Regions from separate parts of the Homo sapiens genome. Here region 2 is linked to region 1. A link is a loop called in an ENCODE intact Hi-C map of the cell type or tissue named here. Cell type or tissue: IMR-90. All regions are shown on one strand. Each heading gives the region's core, and the rest is flanking DNA. Links, peaks and the distances in the headings are about the cores only.

The links. Peaks named below come from ENCODE experiments on the same cell type or tissue, not always from the same donor. Only the 100,000 strongest peaks of a DNase experiment are listed, where the experiment ranks them.
Region 2: a loop joins it to region 1, with 2.1 times the contacts of the local background. A loop is called at or near these places in 1 of 110 quality-filtered maps.

What each region holds. Positions count from the first base shown.
Region 1 is chr15:49,829,588-49,835,292 of GRCh38, forward strand. No RefSeq gene overlaps it. Among named protein-coding and RNA genes, the nearest start is that of DTWD1, 210 kb to the left of the region's middle. In IMR-90, for the core only: a CTCF peak has its summit at 3,205 (motif pointing left); a DNase peak (open chromatin) is centred at 2,134; H3K27ac peaks cover 953 bases.
Region 2 is chr15:49,694,473-49,700,177 of GRCh38, forward strand. No RefSeq gene overlaps it. Among named protein-coding and RNA genes, the nearest start is that of DTWD1, 76 kb to the left of the region's middle. RefSeq lists an enhancer at 4,101-4,631. In IMR-90, for the core only: no CTCF peak of the experiment used is centred there; DNase peaks (open chromatin) are centred at 2,179 and 2,849; H3K27ac peaks cover 236 bases.

The sequences.
Region 1 (5,705 bases), core at 496-5,495:
GTGGGTGAGGGCCAGACCTGAGCCTGTCTTATTCTAGGCCAACTTTGAATAATGGAAATTCAGGACTATCCAGAAATTTCTCCATTCCAACTACATCCTCTTCGTAGCACTCCAGCCACGCAGGTCTCAAATATTCATTGGAACCCTGTTAGGAAGTTGCTTTTTGAAACTTCTTTTGATGACACCGTTAAAAGAAATCATGACCATGAAAATGTGAAAAGACCCAGCCCTTGACCACAAAGGTGTCTGTTCTAGTAGGGACTAACCTTGGAAAAAACTTAACAGTCTCTGAATCACAGCACGGCTGCACACAAAGTCATAAACTAAGTGCCATAAGAGAACTCCAATTTAAATAACCCTAGGGGGAAAAAGGAGCTGAGTAAGGGGTATATCCCACTTGGTCTTGGCTTCATCTAAGCCATTTTCAAGCCTCTCCTGGGCTAGCCAGTCTCAGGCCTCTCAAAGATGTCTTGTGGCACAGTCTGGATCATGAGAAGAGAGAAAGAGATCTCAAAAAATAGAAATAGAAACAAAGACCCATGAAACTGGTGGAAGACAGAAAGGGCGGAAGGAACCAAGGATACTTCTATAGAAGTCTGTACTGAATAGCTCAAAGTTACTGTTCTCTTTGGGATGCTGCAGCCATTTTGCTCATGTTACATGGAAGTGATAGGGGATGGCAAGCATATATGACCTCTGTGCCCGGCACAAATTGATGCTCATAATAGACACATTTTGAACCATTTGGGGAAGGGTCATATATTGTACACGATGTCTTAATCTATAGGGGTGATAGAGGTTTTCACAGAAGGAATTGCATAGTTTGTGAACTCAAGGTGACTTAGAGTTCTGTTTCTCTCTCCTCTTTCCCCTAACTTTGGAATGCAGCCAGCCGGTAAGAATGGCCTCACAAGACTTCCTGTGTTAGGCTAGGAGGTATGCGCAGAAGAGGCAGTGTGTGAGCCCCTCAGGGAAAGCTCTCTACTCTTTAACTCTATTTGGCCCTACCTTCCCCCTCTTGAACTCAGCCTTTATTACTCAGAATTTCAATAGATCTTAAGCAACCATGACAGTCTTCAGCAGTGCTGACTGCAGGATTTTAGGCTCAAACACAACCATCCATGGAATGAAAACTTGAAGAGTAAATTCCAAATATGCCATAATATTGGGAAACTGTCCACATGGAATTTTTAGACGTGTACAGATTTTCACTAATAAAAATAACCACCATTTGTTAATTGTGTTCCTGGCACACCATTCTATATGTATTATCTCACTCAATCCACATACAGAGCCCTTTAAAAAGGTACTATTATCTTTATTTTACAGATGGAGAAGCCAAAGCTCAGAAAGTTTAAGAAACCTTCTCCAAGATACAGAGTAAGTAGCAGAGGTAGAATTTTAACTCAGGTGAGTCTATTTCTGGGAACCAACAGCTTAACCCTAATGTTATTTTATCTGTAAAGCCTTGCATGATATACCCATTCACTATGCCCATATTGGACTTTGAACCCATTTATATTAATATGCAAAATATTATATAATATTAATTATCATTTAGGATTTTGTGAAATCCTCTTTGAAGGTATTCTCTAGCACTGTGCCTGGCATATGGTGACCCCTCCAATATTTATAGAAAAAATGAGTGTGCATCAAGGTAATTTCCAGAGAAATTATCTTCTCAGGAAATTTTCTCTGGAAATTACCTTGATGTACAGGTAATTTGTCCATTCCAGGAATATGGCATGGACTAATTTTAGAGAAATTAATAGCAATTATGCCAAAGAGCCAATCAGAAACTGCTTAGTCACCTCTGCTTCTGACCCCTGAAGAGGACATTCATCTCTGAGATAGGTACTCATCCTCTTCAGTGATTACCACAGGGACTTGGAGGCCCCTTCAAAGCTAAAACCTCCTCTCACCATGGCCCAGGCAACATCATCAAAACATCTTGTCTGAGCTCAGAGCCTGGGACCCTAGCCACACACTCCTGTCTTCTGAAGAAACATCTTTCTTCACAGGGCAGGACCTAGGAAGCATGATTTATCACGAATCAGGGAAAACCCAGGGAAAGTGAGGGCTGCTGTGGTTTCTCCTCTTCCTGTGGAAAGGTCAGTTGATCCTGGGCCTGAGCTCTCCCATGGAGCCTGGGATGCTCGCCTGATGTCACTGATCTGTTCACTTGGCTTCACAGCCTCTCCTTCTCCTCCCCCCAGGGCCAGGATAACACCTCAGGGGACTCACATCTGATTCATACCAGACGTCGAGAGGAAGGAAATGAAAAGTGAGGACAGACATTCCTTCCCTCGGCTGAGTGGAAGTCCCAGTAGTCATAATAACTAGCAGTCACTGAACATGTGTGGTATGCCAGCCACTGTGCTAAGGACTATAATGCACAGTAAATGTTAACTCTTCCAGTTACTGAGTGCTTACTCTGTACCAGCCACTATTCCAGGAGCTTTACAAGTATTATTTCATTTAATCCTTGTGACAACCCCATGAGATGAATCCTATTATTATCACCATTTTACAGATAGGAAAACTGAAGTAGGGAGAGAAGAATTAACTTTCCCAGGGCCACAGAGCTGAAATGTGATAGAAGAAGGTTTGAACTTAGACAGCCTGGCTTGAGAATCCATTCATTTAACTGTTAAAATATATGAACAAATTCTTACAAGTCCTCTGTGGTGATTACCACCTTCCCATTTTCAGATGAGGAAGCTGAGATTCTGCTAATGTTAAATGACTGGGGTGAGATGTGGAAGCAACTAACTGGGGTAGGAAGAATGTGATTTCATTCTGGTCCCAGGTCCTTAGCTCCTTCCATAGCATCATGTTGTGTAGGAGATCGGTCAGAGTGGTAGGAGAAGCTATAAGGAAAGACGCAAACCTTCTTGAAAGGTGGGAAGGTCTTGCAAAAGCTTCCGGAGAGAATAAAGCTGAAGGCAGCTAATTCTCTCACCCTGACGCTAAGGGCGAGGACTCCGTAACAAGGGAGTGTAAAGAAATCTATCTAGAAAAGCTTATTTACTTATGTCATCCAGAGACCAACCTTTGATCATCCGCGCACAAGACTGCTCCCTGCAAGAGGGGACAACAGTGTTAATTACTCACAGATTGTGTTGGTTCCAGGCCTTTGACATTATACCAGTATTGAATAAATACATGCAGCTCTGGCTTATCAGGGCTGCTGACTCTTCCGCCACCTAGTGCCAGGCAGTCCCCTAGCTACTCTCACGGGATACCTGTGTCTGACTACTCCTTTCATCTGTTGCTCAGCCAGGGTCTGTGGGACAAACCCTGCAGCTGGTGCTCCATGTGAGGAATGCTGCAACAGATCACAATGGAACCTTCAAAAATGAAGGTGAAGAGACTGTGCAGTCAGTAAGTCATTGGTGCCCACTCAGGATTTCCAAGTTTGAGGGAATTTTCAGGTTAGGGTTTCATCATGAGACAACAGTTATCAGCTCAACAGAAACAGTATATAAAAATATTGAAATAGCTGCTTAAAGCTAGCAGAGCCTCAGTTTCACAGGCTCAATTAAGGGACCTAAAGCAAACTTTCCCATAACCCATAGTTCTGGAAGAAGGCATGCTAGACATAGAGGTCTGGGAACAAGTGGGTAGAAATCTTTTTTTTTTAAATTATACTTTAAGTTTTAGGGTACATGTGCACAACATGCGGGTTAGTTACGTATGTATACATGTGCCATGTTAGTATGCTGAACCCAGTAACTCGTCATTTAACATTAGGTATATCTCCAAATGCTATCCCTCCCCCATCCCCCTACCCCACAACAGGCCCCGGTGTGTGATGTTCCCCTTCCTGTGTCCATGTGTTCTCATTGTTCAATTCCCACGTATGAGTGAGAACATGTGGTGTTTGGTTTTTTGTCCTTGCGATAGTTTGCTGAGAATGATGGTTTCCAGCTTCATCCATGTCCCTACAAAGGACATGAACTCATCACTTTTTATGGCTGCATAGTATTCCATGGTATATATGTGCCACATTTTCTTAATTCAGTCTATCATTGTTGGACATTTGGCTTGGTTCCAAGTCTTTGCTATTGTGAATAGTGCCGCAATAAACATAAGTGTGAATGTGTCTTTATAGCAGCATGATTTTATAATCCTTTGGGTATATACCCAGTAATGGGTTTGCTGGGTCATATGGTATTTCTAGTTCTAGATCCCTGAGGAATCGCCACACTGACTTCCACAATGGTTGAACTAGTTTACAGTCCCACCAACAGTGTAAGAGTGTTCCTATTTCTCCACATCCTCTCCAGCACCTGTTGTTTCCTGACTTTTTAATGATTGCCATTCTAACTGGTGTGAGACGGTATCTCATTGTGGTTTTGATTTGCATTTCTCTGATGGCCAGTGATGGTGAGCATTTTTTCATGTGTCTTTTGGCTGCATAAATGTCTTCTTTTGAGAAGTGTCTGTTCATATCCTTTGCCCACTTGTTGATGGGGTTGTTTGTTTTTTTCTTGTAAATTTGTTGGAGTTCATCATAGATTCTGGATATTAGGCCTTTGTCAGATGAGTAGATTGCAAAAATTTTTGCCCATTCTGTAGGTTGCCTGTTCACTCTGATGGTAGTTTCTTTGGCTGTGCAGAAGCTCTTTAGTTTAATTAGATCCCATTTGTCAATTTTGGCTTTTGTTGCCATTGCTTTTGGTGTTTTAGATGTGAAGTCCTTGCCCATGCCTATGTCCTGAATGGTATTGCCTACGTTTTCTTCTAGGGTTTTTATGGTTTTAGGTCTAACATGTACGTCTTTAACCCATCTTGAATTAATTTTTGTATAAGGTGTAAGGAAGGGATCCAGTTTCAGCTTTCTACATGTGGCTAGCCAGTTTTCCCAGCACCATTTATTAAATAGGGAATCCTTTCCCCATTTCTTGTTTTTGTCAGGTTTGTCAAAGATCAGATAGTTGTAGGTATGCGGCATCATTTCTGAGGGCTCTTTTCTGTTCCATTGGTCTATATCTCTGTTTTGGTGCCAGTACCATCCTGTTTTGGTTACTGTAGCCTTGTAGTATAGTTTGAAGTCAGGTAACGTGATGCCTCCAGCTTTGTTCTTTTGGCTTAGGGTTGACTTGGCAATGCGGGCTCTTTTATGGTTCCATATGAACTTCAAAGTAGTTTTTTCCAATTCTGTGAAGAAAGTCATTGGTAGCTTGATGGGGATGGCATTGAATCTATAAATTACCTTGGGCAGTATGGCCATTTTCACGATATTGATTCTTCCTACCCATGAGCATGGAATGTTCTTCCACTTGTTTGTATCCTCTTTTATTTCATTGAGCAGTGGTTTGTAGTTCTCCTTGAAGAGGTCCTTCACATCCCTTGTAAGTTGGATTCCTAGGTATTTTATTCTCTTTGAAGCAATTGTGAATGGGAGTTCACTCATGATTTGGCTCTCTGTTTGTCTGTCATTGGCGTATAAGAATGCTTGTGACTTTTGCACATTGATTTTGTATCCTGAGACTTTGCTGAAGTTGCCTATCAGCTTAAGGAGATTTTAGGCTGAGACAATGGGCTTTTCTAGATATACAGTCATGTCATCTGCAAACAGGGACAATTTGACTTCCTCTTTTCTTAATTGAATATCCTTTATTTCCTTCTCCTGCCTGATTGCCCTGGCCAGAACTTCCAACACTATGTTGAATAGGAGTGGTGAGAGACAGCATCCCTGT
Region 2 (5,705 bases), core at 231-5,230, 140 kb before region 1:
AGTAAGAATGAGGAGACACCTAGACACAATCTGAAAGACAAACTACAGATAACCAAGAGGTCTGTATTTACCAAGCTCGCTCATTTCACAAAAGACCATCAGTCATTCTTAACTTAAGCATCTGCCCATTCTCTAGGAATTTACATGAATGAGTTCTCCGAGTGTCATGATTTCTCTTTTAAAGTTATAATAGCCATATTCATTTACTTTAAATGAATGCATAGAATTTCTGCTTAATAATGATAGCTGTTTTTTTAATTTGAAAATTTTGGGGTTCCTAATGTGTTTACACACACACATACACACACAAACGTATATATATATATGGAATTTGGGAAAGGGGGGATATTTGAGTAATAGTAATTTGATCTACTAATTTAGCGTCAATCTCCATGGGGAATTCTTAATTTTATATTTAATGATTCTCTCAGCACTCAAAAAACATATGCCAATATCCTTAAAATGAAAGTCTCCTAAGATTGCCTGGGGTTAATGTGTTGTAAATATTTCCTAGTAATAAAAAAGGGGGGAAACTTGCACATTTCAAGCCACTTTAATGCATTTTGACTCAGCTATGACAAATAGCTGCCCCAAGTAAATGCGTCAAAATGACTTTCTAGTAAATAGCCTTGCAAAACTGACTCCAAGTTTCCTTGTTACAAGTAACAACTTAGGGATAGAAATTACTTTAGACTTATAGAATGTAGAGAATTTTGCTCTTTTTATGATGAGAATGATGGATGGAAAGCCTTCTTTCCCTTATTGCTTTGAAGGATGTATGATTGTCCCTTTTGGAAACCTCAGAACCAACCTTTATTTTCTACTGCAACAAATGTCAGATACTCAGAATATTTGAGAAATGGTGAAATCTTGTTGGCTTGCTATTTTGTTTTTCTGGTGTTTAAGAACTTTTTTTTCTTTGCATGTTTGTTTCAACAATCACTTTAGGAGAAAAGGTGGGTACAAGGAGAACATTATAAAATATATTAGTCCTTTCTCCTGCCTTAGTTGAGTATGTATTAATTCAGTAAATACTTATTGATCATCTTTGTGCTAGTCAATGTGAATTAAGAACTATATGTTTTTGCCCCCCAAAAAGCTCACTGTTTAGCAGTAAGAGATAGGCATATAAATGCAATTATGTAGTATATTAGTCAGAATAGGCTAAATGCTATAACAAACAGAGTTATTTTCAGTGTTTTAACACAACAAAGATTTATTATTTGGTTATATCACCAACCACTGGGGATACACAGAGAGGATATGGTGGGGTTTCTGCTTCACATAGTCATCCAGGTACCCAGGCTTCTTCCAGAGTGGCTCTGCCATCTTTTGGGGCCTCAGAGAGCTCCACCAGATTTTCTTTATCTGTTTAGCAGGCAAGGGAGGTTTCATGGACCAGGCCTGGAAGAGCCATTCTTACATGTCCTGTTGGTCAAAACTCAGACATGTGACTATATCAAACTTCTGACAGGCTGGAAAATATAATTTAGAATTTTCAATTTATCTTTTGCCAGTGAAATATAGACTACTAGGCATTTCAAGTTCCTCTGCATTCTAGCTTTATTGTATCTTTCCAATTATATATCCCATTTCTTCCTTCACATGATCTGGTCAAATAATTATTCCTTGTTCCCTGAGCTAGTTTTCTACATCCCATGCTCAGTTTGTTTTTATGAAAGGCTCTTCCCTATCAACTTTTTTTCCAGATTTTCTTATCTTTAGGGCCAGTTTTAAAATTCACCTCTTCTATGAAACCTCCATTATAGGAATGATACAAATTAGCTTACTCATCACTCAAACATGAAAATAAAATGTTTTTTTATAATTGATCAATACTTCCTCACAAGCTCTGTCCTTCCCAACATAAAAGTATAAAGAAAAAAAAATACTAAGCACAACTTCCAACGTAAGAGTAGGAAAAAAACTAGTTTCTATAAGTTTCAAAACGTAGCTCAATTTAATACATTAAACATCTTTAAAGCCCTTTGAACTGGATCAAAACATCTTTAGAGGTGTTGTTTAATGTGTAATATACAGTCATGTATTTAACATTTCAGTCAATGACTGATTGCAAATATGATGGTGGTCCCATAGGATTATAATGAGCTGGAAAATTCCTATCACTGAGTGGTGTTGTAGCCATTATAAGTCATTGCACAACGCATTACTCACATGGTTGCAGTGATGTTGGTGTGCACAAACCTACTGCACTGCTATTCATATAAACGTCTAGCACAGTTTTGTACAGTACATAATACTTGATAATAAGAAACAACTATGCTACTGGTTTATTATTTACTGTACTGTAAATATCATTATTTTAGAATATATGCCTTCTATTTAGAAAAGAAAAAAGCTAACTGTAAAACAGCCTTAGACTAGTCCTTCAGGAGGTATTCCAGAGGAAGGCATTGTTATCATAGGAGAGGACAGCATCATGCATTGCCCCTGAAGACCTTCCAGTGGGACAAGATGTGGAGGTGGAAGATAGTGATATTGATGATCCTGACCCTGTGTAGGCCTAGGCTAATGTGTGTTTGTCTTCATTTTTAACAAAAAAGTTTATAAAGTAAAAAAAAATATTAAAAACAGAAAAAAGTTATAGAATACAGATATAAGGAAAGAAAATATTTTCAGAGTTGTACATTTTTGTGTTTAAAGTTGTGTCATTACAAGATTCAAAAAGTTTTAAAAATGAAAAAGTTTATAAAGTGAAAAAGTTACAGTAAGCTAAAGTTAATTTATTATTGAAGGAAAATATTTTTTATAAATGAGTGTGGCCTAAGTGTACAATGTGTATAAAAACTACAGTGGTGTACAGTAATGTCACAGGCCTTCACATTCACTCAACACTTACTCACTGACTCACCCAGAACAACTTCCAGTTCTGCAAGCTCCATTCATGTTAAGCGCCCTATGGAGGTTTTTATCCTTTATACTGTATTTTTACTGTGCCTTTTCTATGTTTAGATACACAAATACTTACCACTGTGTTATAATCACCTACAATATATAGTACAGTAACCTGCTATACACATTTGTAGCCTAGGAGCAATAGGCTATATCATATAGCTTGGGCATGTAGTAAATTATACCATCTAGGTTTGTGTGTTACTTTTTACTGTACTATAAATATCATTATTTTAGAGTATGTGCCTTCTATTTAGAAAAGAAAAAAGTTAACTGTAAAACAGCCTCAGACTCGTCCTTTGGGAGGTATTCCAGAAGAAGGTATTGTTATCATAGGAGAGGACAGCAGGTTTGTGTAAGTATGCCCTATGATGTTCACACAACAAAATTGCCTAATGATGCATTTCTCAGAATGTATTCCCATTGTGATGTGACACATGATTGTATACCTGTATCTATATTTTATCTATCTTATCTATCTATCTGAAAGGTATAAATAGAACAAACAGCTATGAACCTAATACTCAGCTTAAGGAATAAAACATTATTAATGCAGCTGAATCCTCCTATACCTCCCAGTCACATCTCCCTTTATATTGAGTATTTTATACATAACCTTTCAGATTCTCTCTCCCTCACATGTCTCCTGACCCTTGGCTGTTCCATGTGAGCTGCCAGTGCCACTGCAGTACACTCAGGGCAGCGGTTCCACTGCATGAGTTCCAGCAGACAAGCACTAGAAATCCCTAGATCTTCTTACTACTTCCAGATTTGAATGAAGCTATCATGCCACAGAGCACTGGAGATGCCTTCCATAGCAGTTGTGTAAAGGCCCGGTGAGAGAACCTGGAAGCGTGGAAAAATTAGTTTCCTGACAGTAAATTATGACCGATGAGAGCAAGAAGACTGTAAGAACCTAAAATAATCATTTCTTCTCCCTTCCTTTCTCTAATGGACTGTTCTGAGGATGGTTCTTTGTGCGGCCTGTGCAGTTACATTGCTGTACTTCTCTTCCTTATCCTTTCCTGTCTCATTTTGCCTTTCCTTCACTCTTGCTGCCCTGAGATCACATCTCCCAATATTTATCCCTGTATTAGGCTCTGTTTTGGGGCCTGACCTGAGATGCCCCCTTTCACTTGCATCTGTGTGAAGAGAACACCAAACAGGCTTTGTGTGAGCAATAAAGCTTTTTAATCACCTGGGTGCAGGCGGGCTGAGTCCAAAAAGAGAGTCAGCGAAGGGAGATAAGGATAGGGCCATTTTATAAGATTTGGGTAGGTAAAGGAAAATTACAGTCAAAGAGGGGTTGTTCTCTGGCGGGCAGGAGTGGGGGTCACAAGGTGCTCAGTAGGGGAGCTTTTGAGCCAGGATGAGCTATGAGAAGGAATTTCACAAGATAATGTCATCACTTAGGGCAAGGCCCGGCCATTTTCACTTCTTTTGTGGTGGAATGTCATCAGTTAAGGCAAGGAACAGGCCATCTGGATGTATATGTGCAGGTCACAGGGGATAAGATGGCTTAGCTTGGGCTCAGAGGCCTGACATTCCTGTCTTCTTATATTAATAAGAAAAATAAAACAAAATAGTGTTGAAGTGTTGGGGCGGCAAAAATTTTGGGGGTGGTATGGAGAGATAATGCGCGATGTTTCTCAGGGCTTCTTCGAGCAGGATTAGGGGCGGCGTGGGAACCTAGAGTGGGAGAGATTAAGCTGAAGGAAGATTTTGTGGTAAGGGGTGATATTGTGGGGTTGTTAGAAGAAACATTTGTCGTGTAGAATTATTGGTGGTGGCCTGGATATAGTTTTGTATGAATCAAAAAACTAAATTTAATAAGAGAAGGAGAAAAACAGGTATTAAAGGACTAAGAATTGGGAGGATCTAGGACATCTAATTAGAGAGTGTCCAAGGGGGTTCAGCATAATTACTTGCTTGGTTGGCAAGTTTTTAGGCTCTATCCTTGAGTTTTTTATGTTGTCATACACCAGGCCAGATTGATTTAGGTAAAAACAACACTCTTCATTAAAAAATATACAGAGTCATCCTTTTTCAGCAGTAAGTCAAGGCCACGGCAGTTTTGGAGGACAACTGCAGCTAAAGAGTCAACTTGAAGTTTGCAATATGTGCATGATGCTAGCAGAGAAGTCATTAGAGAGGCTATGGAAGGTCGTGAAAGAGGTTGAAATGCCTGCTATTCCAGTACTGAGAGCAGTAGTGGAGGCAGACAGTCTTAAACCGACAAGCAAGGGAATTAATGGAATAACTCTTTTTTGTCATGTTGGTGTCATGAGGGGAACGGGGAGCTCTTCAGTCCTATTTGCAAATTGAATTTTGGGAGTAAGAAAAACTAGTGTCTATGTGCCTGTCCAATTAGCAGGTAGACACATATAGGTAGAGGATCCACAGAGGAAGAAGAGACCTTGTGCAAGGCAAAACTAGAGATGAAAGTAAAAAGATGAGAAGGAATGCTGAAAGGGGTGTCTTGTACCTAGACTCCTAGGGATCCAGCTAGGGCGGCAGCCGTCGGAGGTTTTAATGGGGACTGATGAGGTAACTGCATAGAGGGGGAAGTTCGATTTTCATGGTGTATGAGAAAATGTTGAGTGTCTACGAGCAACCTTTCACTGTTATTTTTGGGGCTGCGTATAAGTAAACAAGAAGAGGACTTTGGAGATAAAGAGTAAAGGAACATAGAGAAGTTGAAAGGTTACCTCGGGGAATTCCAGTGGGTCTTTGCCGAGAGATACATAAAAGAGCGGCCACAGGAATAGTAGTTTGTGTTGTGAGAGGTCTAA